Linked DNA regions of Homo sapiens: all the other regions are linked to region 2. A link is a loop called in an ENCODE intact Hi-C map of the cell type or tissue named here. Cell type or tissue: endothelial cell of umbilical vein. All regions are shown on one strand.

Region 1 (8,000 bases), 80 kb after region 2:
GGCCTTCAGAGGACTGAGGCGAGCACAGCCATAAAACCAGGGGACGTTACCGAACCCCCGAGCGTCTGATGCCCCCCGCCCCCCAACCACACACAACTTCACTCACACAATTAAGGCTGGGAGATGGCATTCCACTTAACTGTCAGACTCGGAGCGGTGGCAGCCCCGCAGCCACAAAGAGATGCCTTAAATGAGAAGAACATGTTTCTACACCGCATTTGTGAAAGTTTGGCTCGGAGCTACGCGCTGATTAATATCAGATCTCCTTCACTCGCCTCGCCACAATCTTGTCACATCTGGCTGACAAATCCCGAGGAACTCCGGCAAAGCCAGGCGGCGGCGGGGCTCCGGGTCTGGGCGGCGGCTCCGGAGGAGCAGCGGGAGACCCCGCAGCGGCCTCCTCCTTCTCCGCCCGCGGCCCCCAGCCTCGCCGCCGCCGCCCGGCTCCCAGCACGGAACCGACGGGGCGCTCCCGAGACGGGCGAGCCACGCGCTCGCAGGTCCCAAGGCCAGGCTGGGCGGGACTGTTAAGGGAGCTCGAAGTCGGGGGCCGGGGGCTTCCCGTCCCGGCGCTTCCCATGCAAACCCCTGAAGGAAGCGGCAGGCGCAGCCGCGGGCTCCGCAGCCCAGGCCCACTTCCTGTCACTCCAGGAAAACCTCGGAGCGGCGGACGCGGCTCGGCCCGGCTTCCAGCCCAGAGCCCAAGCGCCTTAGCCCCGTCCCAGCGCTTTCTGAAAGACGGGCCACCTCGCGCGGAGCCGCGACAAGGACTCCAGGGTCCGCAGTGAAGCTGGTCAAATCTGCCCCGCACACGGTCAACGCTCGGTCTGTGTCCCGGAAGCTTTCGGACCGGACCTGTCTAAATAGCGACTTTCAGTCGTGGGTTTTTTGTTCTTGTGGGTTTGTTTTGTTTTTTGTTGTTGTTGTTGCTCTACAAAAGATTTGTCCCGCAGTGGACGGGAGCCTCCTCACGGCCGCCCGCCCGTCTCCGCAGTTCTCCTCAGTGACCGGAGGCTGCCGCGCGCCCCGTTCTCCAGAGAAACAATCCCCGGAGAGAAAGACGGCCAGTGTGAAATATCAGCTGTTTCACAAATTCTGAGGTAAAAGAAAAAAAAAAAAAGAAGGGGTCGACCCCCACAGGTGGAAACAGCAAGTCCTAACGTCCTGGGCTGAAGCCTGGGGTGCGGGCGGCAGAGAGTGGCGTGTAGGGTACCCGCCGAGTGCCGCCGCCGATTTCCACAGGCTGGCCCGCCGGCACCTCCGACGCGCCCGCAGATCCGGCGCGGAGACCGTTTGCCAGCTCCGGGACGTCGGGCAGGGACGGGTCCCAGAGCCCCAACCCCCCCGCCGCCGCCTCCCGGCCGGAGACCACGGTCCCTCCCGCCGCGCCTCGGGGCCGCGCTGCCGCGCAGGTAGCCAGCTGGCCCTCGGGAGGTGGCCCTCGGGTACCCACGGGAGCCGGAGCCCAGCGGCGTCCCGGGCCGCCTGCTCCGCGCACAGAGAATCCCCGCGCCCGCGGAGGGCGCCGCGCTTACCTCGGCCATCCTGCGACCGCTGCGGTGCCGGGGCTGCCGGCGCGTCTCCCGGGCCCGGGCCGCCCCGCGTCCGCCCCGGCTCGGCGGGCGCCGCCGCATCCACGCTCCGGCCGTCGGGGCGCGACCCGGCGAAGTGGGCGGCTCCCCAAGCGCCCAGGCTGCGCAGCACGATGGCCGCCCCCGCCGCGCACCGCGTGTGCCCGCACGCCCGCCCCCTGCGCCCCGGGGACGCCTCTCCGCCCCTCCCCCTGCCCCTCCGCCCACCGCGCGGTCGCCCCACGCCGCGGGCGCTGCTTCGCCGCCCGGGAGGCCGCCTCCCGCCCCGGGACCGGATAACGCCCTAAATCAGCGCAGCTGAGGCGAGGCCGTGGCCCCCGCAGACCGCGGAGACCTCGCCGGCGGCCGGCGCGGAGGTGTCTGCCCCCGCCGGGCTTGAAGGCACTTGTTGGTAAAAGACACAGACGTGTCGGTGTTTGCCTCTCCCGGGGAAGGGCGAAACGCTCTGAAGTTCTCTGGCGCTCTTCTCAGGAGATGATTCGGCCTCCCCTCCTACCCTGGGGCGCCCTCGGGGTCTCACTGCCGCGGAGGAAGAAGGCAGCGCCGCCCTCGCCTGCAGAAACCTCATTCCCGAGAAAGTGCGGGACGAGCGTCTTGGGATGTGGAAGAAGGGGGTCGCCAGGAGGTTTTCTTAAGAACTCAAAACAAGCGCCCCCCACCGCACACGCACACACACACACACACACACACACACCCCTTCCCTTGGGTGGTCTGAAGAGTCAAAGTCCCAGCTTGACCACTTTCCCAGGACAAATGGCTTTGCTCTCTGGGCCTCAGTGGCTTCAGTTGTAAAATGGGATTAAGTTTTTCGCGTCTTATTGGATGCTAGGGACGGAATGAAATGAAGTGCCCTGGAGAAGCCAACTGGAGGTGGTGGCCCCGAGAGTAGACGCGGAGGGGCTGAGGCCGCAGGATCCTGGAGCCCAGGAGCTGACGGAGATCGCCCACAGCTGCTGCAGCAGCGCCCGGGTTTCTGCTGCCCCGGGGCAGGGCAAGCCTCTCCCAACCTCTTCAGCTCCTTAAAAGGAGTCTGTAAAGGCTAGACTGGGGGGGCGGCGGGGGTCCTGCTTCCTCTTCCCTCAGTTTCTTCCACCTGCCTTGCTGCTGGTGGGGATCCTTGAAAAGGAAACAAAGCTCTTCCTTCCCTCTCTGAGAGGAAAAGGAAGATGAAGTGAGTTGCCCTCAGCCACCCAGAGTGTGCCTGGTTGTGGCTATGGAAGGCACAGGCAGGTGGAAGGCTTCTGAAGGGAAGAGAAGGGAAAGGAGGGAACAAGGTGTACGAGGAAGAATGTGTGGGTGTCTGGGCGTCCTGGCGTCCTGGGGTCCAGCGGGTCCTTCTGCCTCTCCTGGGGTGGACACACAGGTGAGTGTCCTGGGCCTGATGTGTGGCGCCTTTCCTTGTAGGCTTGAAGTCTCCTGGCCTCACGTGATGGACCTTGCCGTGGGAGGAGATTCTTTTTTTTTTTTTTCACGTGGCTAACTTCTTGATGTAGCTTTGCTAGATTCATTCCGCATCTAAACTGCTTACCTCTCATTCCTCCGTGCCCCCGTATTGAGGCCTTTCTTCTAACACCTCCTTCTCTGTTTGTTGTAACACAGTGCATCTTTGAAGGACTTTCTGGAATGTCACCACATCTCAGAAACCTTCCCTGATCCACCAAGCCTCCACTCGATGTGCTTTTGCCCTGTTGTGACCCCCAGGCACTTTTTTCTGCCTCTTTCATCGTGCCAGTAGCATTGTGTAGCCTAGTTGTGATGTGTGCTTGTCTTAATTCCTTTGGTGGTTACTCATCTTAGTGGCTTCTGTGCTATGAGATACGGTAGCAGATAAACCTCTGGTTTTGCAGTCATAGTGACCCAGGGATAGCTCATTCCTAGCAACTGGAAACTGGCTGAGGAAGTCAGCCTTCTTGGCCCCTCTTTTCTTCTCTATAAAAGCAGATATGAAAGCCTGTCTCAGGCCAGATTGGTAGGACTAAATAAAATAGTCTCTGTTCTGCAAACCCTCTCCCCCTTTCCTTTCTGCTGCATCTAAAACCAATTTCTGGATTAACTTAAATTTGTTACCTACAATAATATTGTAACCAAGAGAGATCCTTGATGACAATATTACTGAATGCCACCTATGCCTATTATAAATACACCACAATGTCTATGTCCCAGGCGGTGGCCCACTTCAATAACTTTAATCTGTCCAATTGAAAGTTTTGGTCATTATCTTTATATTAATTGCAACTAAATTATATGTGTTTTAGTAAAACTTTCTGCTAGCAACAAATATCAGAATCAACTGTGTAACTCTATTCCTGGCTACAAACACAAGAAGGATTCTGGCAGTACATAATTTGAAAACATGAAAACAAGCTGCCTCTTCCAACATGTACTGTTGGGATCGACAGATACATTTTTTTCAAATGTGACAATTTGGACCGACATATAGGGAATCAGTAGGTCGAGATAAAAATTACTAATTAATCTTTTGCAGTTTCATTTTAAATCATGTACCTGATAGTACCATGTGACCTCTGACATCAGTCCTCAAATTTATTTCTCAGGTCTGATGGGCTTCTCTGCCATTCCCTGGAAATGTTAAGTAGAAACAGGAACAGAGAAACCACCTGTGCCTGTAGACAGGAGTGTGGTACTGGCTGGGTAAAGACTACCCAGACCATCTTCCTGTTTTCCTGCTGGTTACCAGTGGGGTCTGGTATGGCCTTTCCCTCCTCTAGACCTCACCTTTTTCATCTGGCAAATGAGAGCATCTCTGAGAGCCCATCCTGCTCTTGCAAAGTCCTCACGTTTTGCTTCTATGTTTCAACCTTGCCATTTTCTTTTGTGGCAAGTTCTTTGTCTTGGCAAGTGATAAAAACAGATTGTCTTCCCTAACTTTACATTATCAAGTACTAAAAGAAACTTTATTAAAATTGGAAAGATTGAGAAGATACAAAATAATGAAATCTTTGTGACCTGATGATAAGGAGGTAAGAATCAGCTCTTCTGAGATGCAGGGCTTGATTAGGTTGCTGTGTCTCTGACTGAGGCATTTCCCAGAGTGAATGTGTTGTCACTCTCCATCCTGAGAATCAATGACAAATGCTGAGGGGCTGGGCAGGCTGAGTCAGGGGGAAGTGGGGAGGTGGGGGGCCATGTGAACCCAGAGCCAGTGCCTGTCTGAAGTGGGCAGTAGTTAACTCTACTTGTCATCAGCCAGGAATGTGGGCTCAGTTTTGCCAGATTTCTTGCGTTTTCAAGAGAAACTGTAAATGTTCTGATGTTTAAAAGTTGGCAACCAATTCAAATTTTTGATAAATACAGTATGAGTCAAAGAAAATGTTTGCGAGCTGAATCTGGCCAATGTGCTATTCATTTCCACACTCTGCTATATAGTGATGTCTTCTTGAGGCCTGGGATTGTAGCACATAATAGACGTGCAATAAATATTTGTAGTGTGAACATCACTCCTGATGGAGAACAGCTTATAACTTCCCTAAGTTTTAAATGGAATTCTCGAAAAACACACTGAGATTAGACACAACCTTTTGTGTTGGATCTGAAGTCCGCAAATGGGCAGGTAAACCTTTCTAATATTTACACCCTAGAAGACCCCCTCTGGTTGTCAATAAATAATTCTGTTAAATACAGAATAGCCTCTTCTTAGGAAACTAAATCTCACAAGCAGTTTTTCCCCAGTGGGGACAGATGAGCTTGAAAAAAATTTTAAAGAATATTTTTAATCATGGAAATCGTATTAGAAAAAAAAGCACCTTTTAGCTGTAGAGGTTTGGGCACTAACAGTGGGAACATCATGATACTACAGCAGGTCAGGCAAGCAGGTAATCTGCCTAAGGAGGTAGCCGCCTCTCACTTGAGCCCACCAGTGGCCTGGAGGAGGAGCCAGCCCTGGGGCTGTTGGCAGAAAGACAGGGTGAGGGCCAAAGGGTCAGGGCAGGCCTTTTGAAATAGCAGGGTGGGCAGAGAGCAGTGGCCCTGTCGGCCTTCTGTGGTGTCCTCTCCTGAGTCCTCCACATTCCTCTGAGGTGTCAGGAAACAGCAGGAGGCAAGAGTCACATTTGTGCCGTCACCTCCCGGCCCAGAGACATACACCTGGTGGCGGCAGGTCTGGGCACATCTGCAGCTTGGCTCGGTGTTAGAGCCTGACTAAGCAGCACTTGGGCCAAACTGGCCCCCCCACGCAGCTGTCTGCTGGGGGACAGGCTGGCCTACCACAAACCTGGCACAGGTGTCACAATTTCCCCTCTTCAGCTCCAGGGCTGCTCCCTTTTGAGGGAGAGGACATGAGGCCATCCCAAATGTGGCCCAGGGTTTTGGTGGCAAAAGATTGTTCCTGTTCCTCAATTTCTCACACAAGGCCTGGGGTTGAAGGGAGCAAAATACCCTGCAGGTCGTGCTACACAGAGGCGAATGCACTGTGCCTGGCATTTTGGGTTTTGCCAAAGATTGCCAGATCTCAAGGGGGTGGTGGGAGTTGGTGTCAGCGAGGAAGTGATAAATACAATAGTAAATTCCAAAGTGAAAACAAACCCAGGCCTGATTCGTAATTACTGCTTGCCTGAATGTGGCTGCCAGTGATGCAACTTGTGAGCCTCAGTGGCATCTTCTGCAACCAGAAAATTCTCATTTCTGAAACAGACGAAGGCTTATAATGATTTTTTCAAGTGGAATGCTTGGAGCAAATATTGAAAGTTTGGCTACCATTGTTTTGGTATGTCTGGGGTGTGTGAAGTTAGCTTCTCATTTAGGCTGTTGTCCATGGCCTTTAAACAGTCAGCAACAGTCACAAGAAGGCAATGGCTTGCCTTCCAGACAACTCATTCTTTCATCACCAAGGCAGTGGGAAGAAAATACCACAGGTTAACTTATCCCTGGACACTTTGTTTAGTAATAAGCTTGTCCAATCTAAGTTCTGTGGGCCACATGTGGTCCAGGAGAGCTTTGAATGCAGCCCAACATTCAAAGTTTAAATTCTTAAACTTTCTTAAAACATTACGAGTTTTTTTGTTTTTTGTTTTGTTTTGGTTTTTGCTCATCAGCTATCATTAGTGTTAGTGTATTTGATGTGTGGCCCAAGACAATTCTTCTTCCAATGTGGTCCAGGGAAGCCAAAAGATTGGACATCCCTGATTTAGTACTACACATGTGGAAGAAATACTTAGTTGGTGAAAATCCCTTAAACTAGGCACTTTACAGATTGAGTTGGTGAATTTGGGGCGAGTTTCATGAGGACAGGACAGGTCCTGCTTGGATGGGTTTTGGGAGGCTGGTGAACATATATCAGAAAACTTTTAAAGTTCATTATGCCTTGGAACATGGTGTCTTCTGCAGATTTAATGATCCATTATCCAAGGTGAAGGAGGATATATTTGGTTAGGTCATATTGCTTTCGGAAACTGAGGATAAAAGGGTTAGGGAAGATGGGCTATAGGACAAATTTTGAATCATTCTCACTCACTGATATCAAATGGTAAAAACATTTTTAGGGGGATAATTTTTGTATATTCTTAAGGGAAGAGAGAACTCTGCAAAAAAAATTTGAGTTACCCATTTTGTTGTTTTTGAAAAAGTAAAACCACTTTAAATGTCTGACTTAGAAATTTTATAGAAAACAGATTCCCCTTTATAGAGTTTATGTCTGATATTGAATAAAAAAATTAATTAGCAATCCAGGCTGTGCATGAAAAAAGATTATAGCAGGCAGTATGATGTGTGACTGGCCTCTTCACCCTTCCTTTCATTCCTTCTCCGCAGTGTAGCAGCTATGTTCTCTGGGTAATCAACCCCAGTCCCAGAGGTGATTGGCTCAGGTGACCCATGCCTAAACCAATCAGCACCAAGGTATTTTCCTGGGCACAGGAATTGGTTCCAGGTCGTCCAATCAGCTTAAAACTCAGAACTTTTGTTTGATGGGCATGAAATGCCGAGTTCTTTTTTTCCCATAGGGGGTGAAGAAGGATAACATGTAATCCCTGTTGTTCCTGGCATCTTGTGAATAATAAAGGGAAATCGGGCTGGGAATAGAGCTGACATGTGGAGATGAGAGCTCAGAGAATTGTAGAGAAATTCAGCTGGAGCTCTGATTCACGCCTGAAGCCTTTGGGCTTCATGGATCTGTGAAAAATTAAATCACTTTTGTCACTTAAGCCAGTTTGAGATTTTTTTTTTTTATTTTTAAGAGAAAGCTTCTCAACTGATATAGAAACTTACCTTCAGTTTTACTGGAAGATTATTCTGGATGAAGGAAGGATAAGTGACATACCAACTGTTCTCTGTCATAACAGTCTTTGTTCATTATTTGCATTTTTAGATGACATTGGTGATGGAGGATTAGGAGAGAACCTCCTGACACAGACCTTCAATCCACAAACGCTGGGTCAAGTGAAGAGATTTTTC
Region 2 (8,000 bases):
CAGTATTTTGGTGAATATAAACACTCATTTCTCTTGGGTATATGCCTAGAAGAGACTGCTAGGTCACAAGGTAAGCATATGTAGATTAAGTCAGTTTTCTTAAGTAACTATCAATACACTCTACTAGCAATATTTGATAATTCTCATATAAAGTTTTTAAGTGTAAAAAAGTGCTTTAGTTAAAGCACAATAATTTTGAGGCTTTTCGTTTACATTGTTTTCTGACCTTTTAGAGTAGGGGGTAACATAAGCAGAGTGCTCACATCTCAGCGGAAGGTTTGGGTGGGGTATGGGAAGAAAACAGAATTTTGATTTCAGTTTCTTACTCTTTTAGCTAAAAAGTAAATTTTACTAGTATTTTATATGCAAGTTGACACTATTAATAGTATTCTTATTCAGATGGTTATGTTTATTCACGTTGAGTATACTGTGATTTACTGCCATTTGGTGTGTGCCCGGTTGAGCAGGATTATGGAATATCTACTTCTAACTGAACTAGCTCTCACCAAATGAACAGGTGGCTAAAAAAAAGAAAGATTCCTACACAAAAATAATATTAGTAATGTAGATGCAAGCAAACAACAAGGTAAATGTCTAAGCTGACACTTCTATTCTAGAAAATCTCTTCGGAAGTTAAGAACAATGACCATCCATCTAGTCAAATCTCACAAGAAGCAGGCAGAAAATATTCCAAAAATTAAGACTTTAAAAAATATGAACTTAACCTATAAGTAATAATAAGTATTATTACTGTTAACGATATTGTGCAATGAAAATTTTAAAACATATTGTTTTCATCATGTCATCCCTTTTAGTTTCTTTTTGTGTTTATTTTATGCTGTATATAGTAGTAACAGAAAGCACATGTATATATAAAGAAAATTTAGATATATTAGTGATGTATGCTCAAATTATTTTACCAACAGGGTACACAAACAAAAGCGATCAGAGACTCGTTTTAGCCTCAGTACTTTTTAACATTAAGCTAGCTAATCCATAACATAGATGAACTTCTAATTTTTAAAGCCACACAAAATTAGGCATACTAGATGAGAAACAGCCAGCTGCTATTTAATGTTAGAATAATACATCTGAACAATGGGGGAGAAGGAAGGAGGAGGACAGGAATCTACCAGAAAGAGGCATGAGAGTACTTTCGTAGGCACTGTTCTATACCTTGGTAGGTATTATGTCAATGTATTTATGTATTTATATTATATATATGTATCACATATACTTATATATATCAGACATATATCATATAGAGAGCTATATTTATATTATACCAATGTATACATTTGTCAAACTCACCGAATGGTACAGTTAAGGTAAGTACATTCCATTCCATGTAAATTTTACCTCAAAAGAGAAAAGGATCCATTCAAAGTATTAACCACTAGGTTAATGGCATGCATGTGTCTAGGAGTAAATTATGGCGATGTGTGCAACTTACCTTGAAATGCATTAAAATAAGAGGAACTATTATGTAGATAGAGGGAGGATATATGAACAGATGCATGAAAGAGCAAGTAGAATGAAATTTAATTGTAGAATCTAGGTGTAGATAAATGGGTCTTCACAGTTCAATTTTTTAAACTTATCTATATATTCGAAATTTTTCAGGATAAAATATTGGAAAAATAAATCTGAGTTGAAAGTTGACAATAATTTAAAATAGTGTAGTGATACAAAGGAAAGTTAGAAATTCAAAAAGGAAAAAGGTAGGAACATACAAGTACCATCACTTGGTGCTTTTAGATACTCTGTATTTGTGAGGTGAGAATTATCTTTATTTTACAGACGAGTAAACAGAAACTTAGAAAGATTACAGAACATGCACAAGGTCACAGTGTGAAGCCCAGCCAAGAGCTGAATCCAACCTGTAGGAATTCTGAATCCTCTTGACCTACATTCCTCACAAAGGGCTGCCTAGGACCAAACATCTTCCCTAGAGCAAGGAAGTTGCTTCTCCATTCCTGTATGAACCAGCTCTAATACAAAGTGCCTTCCTACAACATGTACTCTGAAATCTGTTTCTTCCTGGTTTCCCTCCTAAGTTTGAGTCCTTGGCGCCCCACAGTATCTAATGCCCACATGAATGGCCTTCGTATCAAGTGATAATATTTGAAACTTCAATAAGCAAGACTTTTTTTCCCAGTTAGCATTTTATAACATTATCATCTACACAGCTATACCTAGGTGTAAGATGGGAATAATGCCTCATAGAATTGGGATGAAAAAAATGAAAACATATGTGAAGTATACGCACTGTAAAAAAGGGGACTCAAATCTTTTTCTAACCTTTACCTTTGGAAATTGCAGCATGCCACTAACGAGAAAATAAAACTTCTTTTTTTGAGTCTTAGGTTGTTTCTTGAGGAGCTCGTTAAATGTGAATAGATACAGATTTTTCTTTCTTGTACCTATTTTATCTAAAAACTTAATTTTGTTTCCTCATTTTATTTTCCATTTTGCCTTATTTGGAATTATCACTTCCAGGAATTTTATGTACAATTAGATATACAACTAGGACCACTTCCGTAGGATTTTTCTGTTTCACAAATTACTACAGGTGGCCAACCTGTACAGGCAACATATTAATGAAATTTTAAGTCTATTTTCTTTTTGACTATCAGAAGATATTTTTCAAAGGGAAGATTTTAAAAAGCCATTATGGTACTAGGAAATGACCAACTAGTAACGGTAACCTTTAATTGGCTTTGACTGTGTTTATACACATATGGCCCTAAAGCTATACATTTCTTACTTGGCAAACAGATTCGGGGATTTTCTGAAGTCACAAATATATTCAGGGACTCCTAAAGTCACAAATCTTGCCTCTCTAAGCAATACTGTATTACAGCATAAAAAATAACCAGTTATTCTACCTTAAAAACTTTGCCTTATCTTAAGGACAATCTACAGTTCAGATGCGAAGCTATTTTCAGTCTACTGGAACCTGAATAAGACTGTTTTTTCCTCTTGATATCTGAGGTTGTTAGTGTTGGAAAGGATCCTAGAGATGATTTTATAGTTGCAGCAATGGATATGCAGACAGTTGAAATGATTAGTCCATAACAGAGCCTGAACCAGACACCAGGTCCCCCAATTCCTGGCCTAGTGTTCTTTCCATTTGACAATCATGCCAAACCAAATATTTAAAAAGTGATTATGTCCATCCATTACTTCAACTTCACTAAATTTCAGTCTGGCCACTCGTGATGTCACTTCCTTTTGTGAATGGGTGTATTTTTTTTTCTTGATCTTGCTATCTTCACTTGACTACAATACAACATTTTAGAGCTCACACTATATTTATGCCAATTTTCTCCATGACTGTTTCCGTTCCTAAAGAATACCAATATAATCTCTAGAATGCCTTGACCCTCCTTTTCACAAGATTTCTTATTTCAAGCAATCAACTGCCAACCATACAAAAATAAAAATAAAAAGGATTTCTTCTAAAACACAAAGCACACATGGCAGTGTTGTGTGTCTTCCTCAAAGAGCTTAATAAAAATTGTGAATGCTATGTATTACATGCAGACGCTTTCTAGAAAAAGAGCCCAACGACAACCTTGTTATGTAGGAAGAGAGAGCTATTGTGGACTGTAGCAGGAGGCCAAGAATAAGGTTTGAGATTCTACCTAAAACAAATATGGAGGTGGAAAGGCACAAGAAGCTTGCTGGACCCACCAGTCAGAGGTAGGCTGCAAGCTCTCGGCTATCAGAGGTCGGTTTAAAAGAACGATGGGCACCAGAGAGGCACGTACCCCAGGACAATGATAGGGCAGGCGGGGCACCGGGAATCGCGCTCAGGGAAAACTCAACAAGTCTAGAAGGCAAAGAGATGGATGAATGACTGCCAAGAGGCTCCCGCTGGCCTCTGGATGACCACTACCACTTTCCAGGATTTACTGCCCGCCGGCACTCGCCGGCTCGCGGACAGCCGCTCACCCCGCTGCCGTACCTGCCCCGACGTTCGCCCGGGACCCAGGGTATCCACCAATGACCCTGCCCGGAGCCGAAGCCTCCGTCGCAGGCCCGCTGCCCGGCGGCGTGGCTTCCCGGTCGGCACCGGCTTTCCAGGAGGAAGGCAGCGTCGGGCCTGCGGGGGCCGGACCCGCCTTCGAAAGTGGGCGGAAGGATGGCCGCCCTGGCGGAGTGCGGGCGAGGCCGGGAGCCCTTGCCTCAGCCCCGGCCCGGTCTTCTTCGTGCCGCGCCGCCCTCAGCCCTCACCACAGCCGGCCGCGAGCTGCGGGCTCGGGGCTGAGGCGATGGGGAAAGGGGGCGGGCGCGCCATCATGAAGGGGAAAATGGTGGGCGGGCGGGCCCGCGCGCGGCCGCGGTACTCACCCGGGCCGGCCAGTGCGGGTAGCCCTTCATCTTGGCGAAGACCAGGTCGCCCGCTTTGTACTCGCGGGGCCGCGGACGCGCCATCCCAGCCGCTCCCCTTCCTGGTAGTCCTTGGTCGCCGCGAAGATGCCGGGAGGCCGCCCCCCCGCGGGCCGACGAATTGCGCCGCGCTCCCCGCGGGCCTCAAGCCGGGCGGACGAGCGGCCGCTCCGACGAGGGGAAGCGGCGAGGCGGCGGCTGAGGCAAGGGGTGGGCGGGGGGCGCAGCAGGCCCGGCAAATCACGGCCCGGCAGCGGGGGAGGGGAGCCCCCGGCCGTTCGGCGCTCGCCCGCGTCCGGCCGCGCCAAGGTCCCCGCCGCCGCCGCCGCCGCCGCCGCGCGCGCTGCTCACCAGCGCCGCGTCGCCTGCCTCATGCCGCCGCTGCCGGTCTCCCTCCCGGGCTCCCGGGCGCGGCGCGAGCGCCGGGCCTCGCGTCTGCTCCGAATTCCTTCTCGGGCAGCGACCGCAAACACGATCTTATTATTGTTCTCGCGCGCGCTCAGCATCCCCCCCCCGCCCCGCTTCCCGCTTCCCGCTCCCCTCCCCTTCCCTCCCGCGCGGGCCGGTTAATTCCTAGGTACACGGCCGGCTTTCGCGGAGAAACCGAGCGCGCCAGCCCGGCTTCTCGGCTGGCGGGCGGGCGGTGGGCGCGTCCTCCCCCAGCACCGAAGCCCGCGCCGGGCGGGCGGGAGTGCCTACTCCGGAGGACGCCCGCCGCCTGCTCTCTTTTGTTCTTGGCCCGGAGCTGCCTGCCGCAGCCCAGCCAATCACCACCCGGCCGCCCCCTTCCCCTCCCGTCCGTGCCACTCTGGGGGTTCTCCCCACTCGCGCCCCCCGCTCCCACGCCCACCTCCCGCTGACTCGACCCTCTCCTGGCTACCCCCAGCCAGCCACTTCCGCGGCTGCTCTCTGGTGAGTGGGGGACAAAGGCGCTCCAGGCCTGGGGGACGGCGGCGCGAGGGGACCCTCTGCTGGGCACCAAGCTGCCGGAAAGAGCACCGCTCCGGAGTCAGCGACCTTATTGGATTCTTGCCCCAGGTCTGCCCTTAACAATGCAGTGTGACCCACCTAGGGCGAGCTATTTAATCGGAGTCATGGGAGGTTTTCTCATTTGCTGAGTGGCACAGACGGGATTCGAACCTGTATCCACATGAGTCCAAAGTCCATAAGCGATTATGTTTCTCTCTGTGTGCGTTTTCTAGGCCTGCAGTGTTTGTGAAAAGGACTTGCACTGGCCGGTCACTTGTTTCCAATCCTGGCAACCTTTTGGACAACGTTTTTGAAATTAGCATCCCTTTCTGGAGATGTATGTACATATACAGTTCATTAGCTCTAGAACATGTTCATTTACCACTATTTTACTCTAAATTCCCTAGCTGGCTGCTTTCAAAGACATTTTGAGAGTAGGAATCTTCCTAACACTCTCTTTTGTGAGGAGTAAGTAGAATAATTCAAGGAATCGTTTGGAGTCTGTCCAATGAACGAATGCTGCTTCTTTAATCATGCTGTAACCCACCTCCTTTAAGGGGTCAGCTGGCATAGCTCCTAAATGCTGCTTTCTGTGGCCCTCACCTTGTCACACGGACAGTTCTCATTTGTGTCTGTTCTCTCTCCCTTTTACAGAAGCTACAGTTTTCCCCACCATCCGCCCCCCTCTCTGGCCTTGTAGAATGGTGTGTGTGTGTTTTAACTCCTGCTCTTGTTCTGTGGTGCTGGGCTTCCTATGATGGGGCTTTAAAGTCTCTAGATTTCCTGTGGATTGTTTACTTTGTTAGCAGTGCTTTTACATTACTTTACTAATGCATTTCCTTACTACTTGCATCTCATGATTTTTCTTTTTTTTTTTTTTTTTTGGTATTGACCTGTACTCACCTGTCCTACAGGTTCGTTTTTTTCCTCTTTTCTCACTGTGGAAGATGAGTCTAGGTCCTCTTTGCCTCAGTTGTGATGATCTGCTAACATCTCTCTCTCCTAGAACCTACCGTATGCAGCTGCCATGATGTCACGCATTGCTCATGAAGCTGTAGAATGATTTCTGTATCCTCATATGTCAAACTCACATCCCTCTGACTAGCTGTCAAAGCCCTAGCTGTTGCCTGCTTGCCCCTACAGTCCAGCCTCCCTGTGGGCACGGGGTGGATATAGGGAAGAGGAGAGAAATGAGAGGGGAAAGGTTGTCAGTTGGAAGCCAACCAGGGGAGGGCAGTAAACAATGGAGGGATGCGATCACAGTTCAGGTTTAGACATTACTTTGGTGGCCAGCATGGGACTAGACTTGAGGGTGAGAGGCTTGGGGCAGGACCTGCATTGATATTCTCTCCCCAGGAGAGATAAGACAAGGGCTGAGACAGAGCTTGCCGATTCTTTGGGTGGTAGGTGGGTAGGAAGGAGGAAGAGTAGAAACTGATTCCCTGGTTTCTGGTTGGAGCAACAGGATGATTAGTTTTGACACTCACCAAGGTGCAGAAATCCATGAAGAATGGGCAGGTTTAGAGATGAGATCTTGAGTGGTTTGGGATGTGTTGAGATTTCCATGGGCCATCCAGAGAGCTAGTTAGTGGGCAGCTAAATACACAGCTTAGAGAAAGTGGTCAAGACAGAATGTAGACTTTTGAGTGATATCAGTATATAAGTGGTCACTGAAACCATAACGGAGGATGCCCAGGAAACTGTAGAATGAGAAAAGCAGTGCCCAAGTTTGGAGCCAGGTAACACCAACATCTAAGGGTCAGGTAGAAGAAGAACGTAGTGTCATAGGAGCCAAGGAGTAAAAGATTTTCCAGAAGGAAGGAAATGTCTGGGTAGATGCCACAAGGAGGTCAAGTGAGATATGGAAGGAGATAAGTCTGTTAAACCTGGTGATTGAGAAGTCACTGATGAAACAGTTGGGAACTGTTTCACTGAATGGTATTGGGAAGACACCAGAGTGGTGGATTGAGATGTGAGTAAGAGGTGAAAATGTGGAGGCAGTATAGACAACTCATTGCTCATTGCCAGCAGTGGAGAAGGAGTAGCAAGAAAGGATGAAGGAGCCAGGCATGGTGGAGTGCGCTTGTAGGATTTCTTGAGCCTGGGAGTTCGAAGCTGCTGTGAGCTGTGATCACACCACTGCACTCCAGCCTGGACAACAGAGACCTCATCTCTTAAAAAAACATGAAGGGAGAGTTATTCTGTTGTGATTTCTGGCTGGTTTTTAAAGCTAGGAGAAATTTTAGTTTGTAATGAGGAGAAGTAGCCAGTAGAGTGCATAACTGATGGAGTTTGGTAATTTTGAGAAGGTGGAAATTTCTCCCAATCTAGGCTTTGGTTTCAGGTTTGCTCAGCACACATCATTTGCCTGACTCTCAATCTTTCATCTAACCAAGTCAGACTTAATAATACACCCACATGGGCTCCCTCTGGCTGGTCATCAGGAATCGCCTAATGCTCTTGGCTAAGAGCCCATCTGTCTCTGCAGCCAGGATGGATGCACACCACCTTGTCAACACATTGTGACGGGGGATGAAGCATTGCCCTGTGGCTTTCACTGCAGACAGAGCTTTCAGACTGGTTCTTCCACTTTATGCAAAGGACTAAGCTGTGGCTATTCCAGAACAACGCTCTAC
Region 3 (8,000 bases), 460 kb before region 2:
TGGTGGTGCGTGCCTGTAATCCCAGCTATTCAGGAGGCTGAGACAGGAGAATTGCTTGAACCCAGGAGGTGGCGGTTGCAGTGAGCCAAGATCATGTCACTGCCTGCAGTCTGGGCGTCAGAGCTAGACTCCATCTCAAAAAAAAAAAAAAGAACAAGGGCAACAAATAGAAAACAGTAACAAATATGATAGATATTAATTCAACTATATCACTGTGAGGCCGGACATGGTGGCTCATGCCTGTAATCTCAGCACTTTGGGAGGCTAAGGCAAGTGTATCACTTGAGCCCAGGAGTTTGAGACCAGCCTGGACCACATGGCAAAACCCTGTCTCTACTAAATAAATACAAAAAATTAGTGGGGCTTAGTGTGCCTGTAGTCCCAGCTATTTGGGAGGCTGAGGTGGCAGAAATCACCTGAGCCCAGGAAGTCAAGGGTACAGGGAGCCAAGATCATGTCATTGCACTCCAGCCTGGGCAATGGGAGTGAGACACTGTCTCAAAAAAGAATAATAATAATCACGTTGAATATCAGTGGTTTAAATGCACCTAAAAGACAAAGATTGTCAGAGTAAATTAAAAAAAAAAACAAGATCCAACTATACATTGTGAACAAAATAACACACTTTAAAGACAAATACAGATTAAGAGGAAATGTGTAAAAAAGAGAAAGATATACCATGTTAACACTAATCAAAAGAAAGCAGTGGGATGTTCAGGCAGTCCATGTCAAGTAAAATAAATAAATAAATAAATAAAAGAAAGAGGCCGGGCATGGTGGCTCACGCCTGTAATCCCAGCACTTTGGGAGGCCGAGGCGGGCAGATCACGAGGTCAGGAGATCGAGACCATCCTGGCTAACACAGTGAAACCCCGTCTCTGCTAAACAAAATACAAAAAATTAGCCGGGCGTGGTGGCAGGCGCCTGTAGTCCCAGCTGCTCGGGAGGCTGAGGCAGGAGAATGGCGTGAACCTGGGAGGCGGAGCTTGCAGTGAGCCAGATCGTGCCACTGCACTCCAGCCTGGGTGACAGAGCGAGACTCCGTCTCAAAAAAGAAAGAAGGGGGGCGGGGAGAGAGAGAGAGAGAGAGAAAGAAAGCAGGAATAGCTATATTAATTTCAGACAGAGCAGAATTCAATGAAGGAAAAGTTATCAGGGATAGGCCGGCCACAGTGGGTCAGGCCTGTAATCTCAGCACTTTGGGAAGACAAGGCAGGTGAGTCACTTGAGCTCAGGAGTTCAAGACCAGCCTGGGCAACATGGTAAAACCCCATCTCTAACAAAAATACAAAAATTAGCCGAGCATGGTGGCGCATGCCTGTGGTGCCAGCTACTCGGGAGGCTGAGGTAGGGGGATCACCAGACCCCAGAAGTCAAGGCTGTAATGAGCCATGAGCTGTGATTGCACCACTGCATTCCAGCCTGAGCAATAGAGTAAGACACTGTCAAAAAAAAAAAAAAAAAGAGTTATCAGGGATAAAGAGAAGCATTATGTAATGATTAAGAAGTTATTTCTCCAAGAAGACATAACAGTCCTTAAAGTGTATGTGACTAGCAACATAATATCAAAATATGTGAGGTAAAAACTGATAGAACTGCAAAGAAAAACAGATGAATCCATTGTCATAGTTGGAGATTTCAACATATTGCTATCAGAAATAAACAGATCCAGCACAAAGAAAATCAGTAAAGACACAGTTGAACTCAACAACACCATCAATCAACTGAATAATATTGACATCTGTAGACGACTTCATTTAACAACAGCAAAATACACATTTTTCTTAAGCTCATAGGGAACATTCACTAGGAGAGACTACATTTTGGGCCATAAAATACACTTTAACCCACTTAGGAGAATAGAAATTATACAATGCCTGCTCTCAGACAACAATGGAATTTAACTAGAAATCAATAATGGAAAAATAACCTAGAAATCCCAAAATATTTGGAGATTAAACAATATACTTCTAATTTACATATGAGCCAAAGAAGAAATTTCAAGAGAAATTTAAAAATATTTTGAATTAAATGAAAGTGAAAATATAATCAAAATTTGTGGGAAGCAGTTAAAACAGTGATTAGAGGGAAATTAACACCATTGAATGCATATATTAGAAAAAATGAAAGATCTAAAATCAATTTTAGCTTTCACCTTAGGAAAACAGAAAAAGAAGAGTTAATTAAATACAAAGTAAGTAGAAGAAAACAAATAATAAAAATTAGAGCAGAAATCAATGAAATTTAAAACAGAAAATAGAGAAAATCATTGAAACCAAAAAGCTTGTTCTTGAAAAAGAGCAATAAAAGCAAAACACTTCTAGTAATCTAACTATAAAAACAATTGAGAAGGCATAAATTACTAATATTAGAAATGAAAGAGGGGAACATCACTACAGATCCCATGAAGATTAAAAGGGTGATAAAAACTCTATGCCCAAAAACAAAAACAAGAAAAAAACTCTACGCTCATAAATTTGATAGCCTAAATGAAATGGACCAATTTCTTGAAAGATACGATCTGGCAAAACTCACACAAGAAGAAACAATCTGAATAGGCCTATATCTATTTTTTAAATGGAATCAATAATTGATAACTTTCAGAAACAGAAAGTACCAGGTCCAGATGGTCTAACTGGTGAATTCTATGAAACATTTAAGGAAGAAATTATGCAAATTATCTATAGTCTCTTTCAAAAGATAGAAGTAGAGAGAATCTTTCGTAACTAATTTTTTTTTTTTTTGAGATGGATTTTCGCTCGTCACCCAGGTTGGAGTGCAACGGTGCCATCTCAGCTCACTGCAACCTCCACCTCCTGTGATCAAGCGATTCTCCTGCCTCAGCCTCCCAAGTAGCTGGAACTACAGGCACCTGTCACCACGCCCGGCTAATTTTTGTATTTTTAGTAGAGGCGGAGTCTCGCCATGTTGGCCAGGCTGGGCTCAAACTCCTGACCTCAGCTGATCCGCCCACCTCGGCCTCCCAAGGGGCTGGGACTACAGGCGTGAGCCACCACGCCCGGCCCCTACCCATCCTTTAAAGGGATACTCCGAATGTCTATGAACACTCAGATAAAACTGAACTAAATTTGAATCCACTTGTACTACATTTATTTGTCAACTCTTCGTTTGTCTACTTCTTGAGAACTTTAACAGCTGTACTGGGTTGGTTAGTGTCGCCCCCAAAATTCATGTCCTTCCTGGAACCTCAAAATGTGACCTTATTTGGAAAGAGTGTCATTGCAGATGTGATTAGTCATGATCAGGTCATACTGGAGTAAGGTGAGCCTTTTACCTAACAGGACTGGTGTCCTTATAAAACACACAGAGACAGAGACACACAGGGAGTATACCATTTGATAACAGAGGAAGAGAATGGAGTAATGCAGCTACAAGCGAAAGTACACCAATGATTGCTGGCTCCCACTAGAAGCTAGGAAGAGGCAGGAAGGATTCTATCCAGAGTCTCAGAAGAAGCAAGACCCCACTGACATCTTGATTTCTGACTTCCAGACTCCAGAAAGCGAGAAAATATATCTGTTGTTTTAAGCTATCCAGTGTGAGGTACTTGGTTATGGCAGCTTCAGAAAACTAATACAACAGCAATTTCAATTTCTACTTTATCTTCCTAGCCCCAAGAGTACCATGTGGCTATTAGAGTACAGGATTATGTAGGCTCTCAAATCCCTTCCATGGTAAAAGAATGATTGGGCTTCCAGCAGTGGCCAAGAATTGCCAGACGCTTATGAGCGCCTGCTGCGAGATGCTTGTACAGTGAATGCTCAATAAAGTGGTGGCCATTATAACCGCAAGCAATGAGACTACATAAATAGTAAGAAACGAAATAGAACAAGGGGCAGCGGGAGCAAAGAGAGAAACAAGGGCAGCTGAGGAAGGAAGCCTCAATTCCCCGGAGGACATCCGCGGGCGGAGGAAATGTGAATCTGCAAGTCGTTCTCCCAGACCCCGCTTAACGATTCCCGGCCCTTTCTCCACTCCCTACAGCCCTCGGACCCAGCAACAACCGGATCCTGTGCAGGTCTTCCCTGAGTCCAACGCGATTCTCCTGGATAACGTCAACCAGCTGAGCGATTCTGAGCCTGCGCGAAGCTCCTCGGCGCTTCCAGTAATGTCACGCTGGTGCGTGGGGCGGGACTTCCTCTCACGCGCAGGAAACGAGAAGGGCTTTTCCGCCGGAAAGAGAGTGGATTTACTAGGAAGGTGGGACGTTGGAGGGGTGGCCGCATGGAGTGAGTACTGTCTCTGGCCACCGAGCAGAGCCAGTGACAGCAGCGTCCTGGTAGGCAGGCAGGCGTATCAGGTTTCAGAGGATGCGGCTGGGAACGGGAGTAGAGGTGAGGGGTCGTTGCATCTGTCGCGGTGTGTATCTTTTGGGGGTTCAGCGCCACCAGCGACTTGGGCCTCATTCATCGCGCTTACATTTCTCCACCTCATTTGAAGAACGAGCTTCGTAGCCCACGGAGCTGAGGTTAGTATAAATGTGGAAGGGAGAAGTATGCACTCACCAGACTAAAGTTTACAGTTTTCACATAGGTTGTGCTGTTCTGTGTCCCATAAGGGCCTGCGAGAACCCAGACATTCTGAATCGGTGACGCCTGCTGGAGGCAGCAACACCTGTTGCATTAATTTTAGAACACACACACACGGAGTTGGTAATTCTTAAGCTTCCTGAATCTGCTGGCGGTCATTTGGTGTCAGAAGCAGAGCAAAGCCATCTTGGTCATCTCCCTCCTTTTAGCTTAAACCGAAGCATGATGGGGGAGATAGGCCGAAAGTTATACAGCTTGTTAATAACAGAGCCGAGAGTGAAAGCGCGATTTCTTCATTTTTAGCCCGGAATTATTTGTTGTACACCATACTGTTTCTTTGCATTGCTAGACAATTCGTCTTTTTTTACGAGGTTGACGGGGAGTTGCAAGGAGGAGTGAAAAGGGTGGTAATGTACATCTACATACAGTATAAATCCATGAAAGGCAAAATCCGTGTGTGTTAGGAGTTAGAACTGTGTCAGTCATCTACATCTTCCATAGTTTGTAGATGGAGATGAGTCTGTCACGTCGCTCTGTCATTTCCCTTTTAGCAACAGATGTGTAGTAACAATATGTGAAGAAGGAACTTTCATTGCCTGTTACATACATTTACACAGAGCGGCCTGGGGTTCACTGAGCAAGCTATGTGCTCACCCTAGAAAACTGATTCTGTAGAGTGCACTGCAGTCAAACCTCAGCTGTTTTAAGTAATCTTACATTTGGTGCTTGTGTGGCTTAAGTGTCTTGTGCATTATTGCAGTCATCTCTCTCATGTTATGAAATGGAAATGTGTTGTAGGAAAGTGGCAAGCCTGTGAAGAAAGTAAGTGAGCCTGAGGCCCAGAAAACCATACATTAGCAAATACTGAAAAACTGTTCACATCACATAGGGGGTATCTGAAGTACTGAGGAGCTCATTTAACCGGATGTTCATTGTGGGGAAGCCATGAATAGCCTCCCTCTCCTGGGTTCAAGCGATTTTCCTGCCTCAGCCTCCCGAGTAGCTGTGATTACAGGTCCATGCCACCATGCTCGGCTAATTTTTGTATTTTTAGTAGAGACAGGGGTCTCACCATGTTGGCCAGGCTGATCTCGAACTCCTGACCTCAGGTGATCCTCCCACCTTGGCCTCCCAAAGTGCTGGGATTACAGGTGTGAGCCACCGTGCCTGGCTCCTATATAAACAATTTTCAAACTTGTTGGTCTCAAGAGCCACTTAACAGTTATTGAAGACTCCAAAGAGCTTTTGTTCATATGAAAATAGTTTTGACTTCACTAACCCCCAGAAGGGCTTTCAGAAGCCCCCACAGAAACCAACTTTTAAGAACTACTTTATGCAGATGTTTCAAAGACATTTTAGATTATGTAGAGGAATGATTGCTGTTGTGATTGTGACATAAGCAGAAGTATCAACTTAAAAATGCAACAACAAGCACAGTAGCTTGTATTTCCAGTAGCTGTATAATTCCAGGCACAGAGAACACAAACAGATGTCCATTTTTAATTCTTTTCTTGTTTTTTTTGAGACAGGACCTCACTGTCACCCAGGCTGGAGTGCAGTGGTGCAATCACAGCTCACTGGCAGCCTCGACCTCCTGAGCTCAAGAGCTCCTCCACCTCAGCCTCCTGAGTAGCTGGGGCCACAGGTGTGTGCTACCACCCTGGCTAATTAAAAAAAAAAATGTTTTGTAGAGACAGTGTCTCTCTGTGTTGCTCAGACTGGTCTCAAACTCCTGAGCTCAAGCCATCCTCCCACCTTGGCCTCCTGAAGTGTTGGAATTACAGGCGTCAGCCACTGTGCCTGGCCTGTGATATTTTTCTATGCTTGGAAAGTTTATTAATCAGCTAGGATACTTCTCTACAAAAATACACATATATAACTTGAGATTTAAACTTTTCTCAGCCAGCTGTGGTGGTTCACACCTGTAATCTCAGCACTTTGGGAGGACAAGGTGGGTGGATCACTTGCGCTCAGGAGTTTGAGACCAGCCTGGGGCAACAGGGCAAAACCCCATCTCTACAAAACTGCACCCAGCTATTTTGTATTATTTTTATCTCGTTGCTTTTTTTTTTTTTCTTTTTCTTTCTTTCTTTTTTTTTTTTAGTGGTTTCAGGCAGTGGTTCAGACCAGCTGCTAGAGAATCATGGGCTAAGAAGAGAAGACTACCAATTTAGTAGATTTGGACATGGACAAGCCACAGGCAGTTTCTCTTCTCACTCTCTTGGCCAGTCATCTCTTGCTCACCTTCCCCTGCCAGTAGCCAGTAGCATGTGACAGCCTCTATATTCCATCTCCCTTTTCTCCCTCTTCCAGAACTAAGATGAGTTTTCAATGGATAACTGTACAGAAACATACCCACTGCTGAGTTTATAATAAATAGGTAAATGGTGTTTAAAATGCCTTCTGTAGGAATCCTTGGTAGATAGTTATATGTGGTTGTTTTTTGGGAAGTTGGCTTGAGGTTCTTTGAAGGGCTGGGAACGTGTATTTCTTTTGCGTGTGCCTGTGTGTGTCAAAATTTTATATGTTCATCAGTGCTCTACACGTTCAGAGAAACGTTTCCAATAACGAACCATAGAATGATCCCTGGAGCATAGGATCCCACTGTTTGAAAATTCTAGCCATCGATCACTTTATAAGAAAAGGATGAAATTTCAAACAAGGAGTTTGTTTATCTGATTTCCACCCTACAGATAATATATAAATTTGGCCAAAGTTGTTTGGGGAAGAGGGGCTGTTGTTAGGTACTGAGCTATAATACTTTGTTGCTTTGTATCACTTTTAAAAGTGACTTTTAAAGATACTTGACATTTGAAAAGGAATCACCTTTGATCTTTCTAAGTCCCTAATTTGACATTACCTTTATAGCATATAATTTATTCCATAAAGTCTTAGATCCTGAAACTAGTGGAAAGCCAAATACTCATGTTGTGCTATAAATATAGGATTGACAGTTAAGCTTACTCAGTAGTCAAGGGGGCGGCTTTCACTCACCAGCCTCCAGGGCATATGAACCAAATTTATGATTCAGAACATTTAAAATATACATTTTGAAGATCTTTGGGCTCTCTTAAGTATAGTCTAACTATAATAAATATTAAACATGTCAAAGGTCTCTTGCAGTGTTGGGAAGAGCATTCTAAACCACATACATCTTTCCCATCCCCAGATTGTTCTGTGTCCCCTCCCACTCTTCCCAGATTAGAAGTCACCATGGAGCACTATTAGTAATGGGACTCTGTATCAGATCTTTAAGGTGTATTGGGACAGAAGAAAGGTTGATATTTTGGGGTTGTTTGTTTTTTTTGAGACGGAGTTTTCACTCTTGTTGCCCAGGCTGGAGTGCTATGGCGTGATCTTGGCTCACTACAATCTCCGCCTCCCTGGTTCAAGCAATTCTCCTGCCTCAGCCTCCTGAGTAGCTGGGATTACATGCGCCCACCACCATGC

What was found. Peaks named below come from ENCODE experiments on the same cell type or tissue, not always from the same donor. Only the 100,000 strongest peaks of a DNase experiment are listed, where the experiment ranks them.
Region 1: it touches region 2 in a loop (4-fold over the local background); 3 of 110 quality-filtered maps call a loop at or near these places.
Region 3: a loop joins it to region 2, with 4 times the contacts of the local background. A loop is called at or near these places in 2 of 110 quality-filtered maps.

Annotation. Positions count from the first base shown.
Region 1 is chr15:83,282,995-83,290,994 of GRCh38, forward strand. BNC1 (basonuclin zinc finger protein 1) reads right to left here and starts at 1,670. Exons shown (of 5, transcript NM_001717.4): 1 at 1,536-1,670. The coding sequence starts at 1,634. BNC1-AS1 (BNC1 antisense RNA 1) reads left to right here and starts at 1,018. Exons shown (of 3, transcript XR_932542.3): 1 at 1,018-1,100. RefSeq lists enhancers at 1,061-1,561, 2,331-2,831. In endothelial cell of umbilical vein, no CTCF peak of the experiment used is centred here; DNase peaks (open chromatin) are centred at 597 and 4,767; H3K4me3 peaks cover 2,375 bases; H3K27ac peaks cover 3,617 bases.
Region 2 is chr15:83,202,975-83,210,974 of GRCh38, forward strand. It overlaps HDGFL3 (HDGF like 3), which reads right to left and starts at 4,849. Exons shown (of 6, transcript NM_016073.4): 1 at 4,357-4,849. The coding sequence starts at 4,440. RefSeq lists silencers at 4,107-4,556, 4,947-5,286 and an enhancer at 5,147-5,760. In endothelial cell of umbilical vein, no CTCF peak of the experiment used is centred here; DNase peaks (open chromatin) are centred at 3,107 and 5,327; H3K4me3 peaks cover 3,080 bases; H3K27ac peaks cover 3,496 bases.
Region 3 is chr15:82,746,360-82,754,359 of GRCh38, forward strand. SNHG21 (small nucleolar RNA host gene 21) reads left to right here and starts at 4,205. Exons shown (of 3, transcript NR_110098.1): 1 at 4,205-4,489. RefSeq lists enhancers at 3,889-4,018, 4,309-4,378. In endothelial cell of umbilical vein, no CTCF peak of the experiment used is centred here; a DNase peak (open chromatin) is centred at 4,122; H3K4me3 peaks cover 1,788 bases; H3K27ac peaks cover 1,176 bases.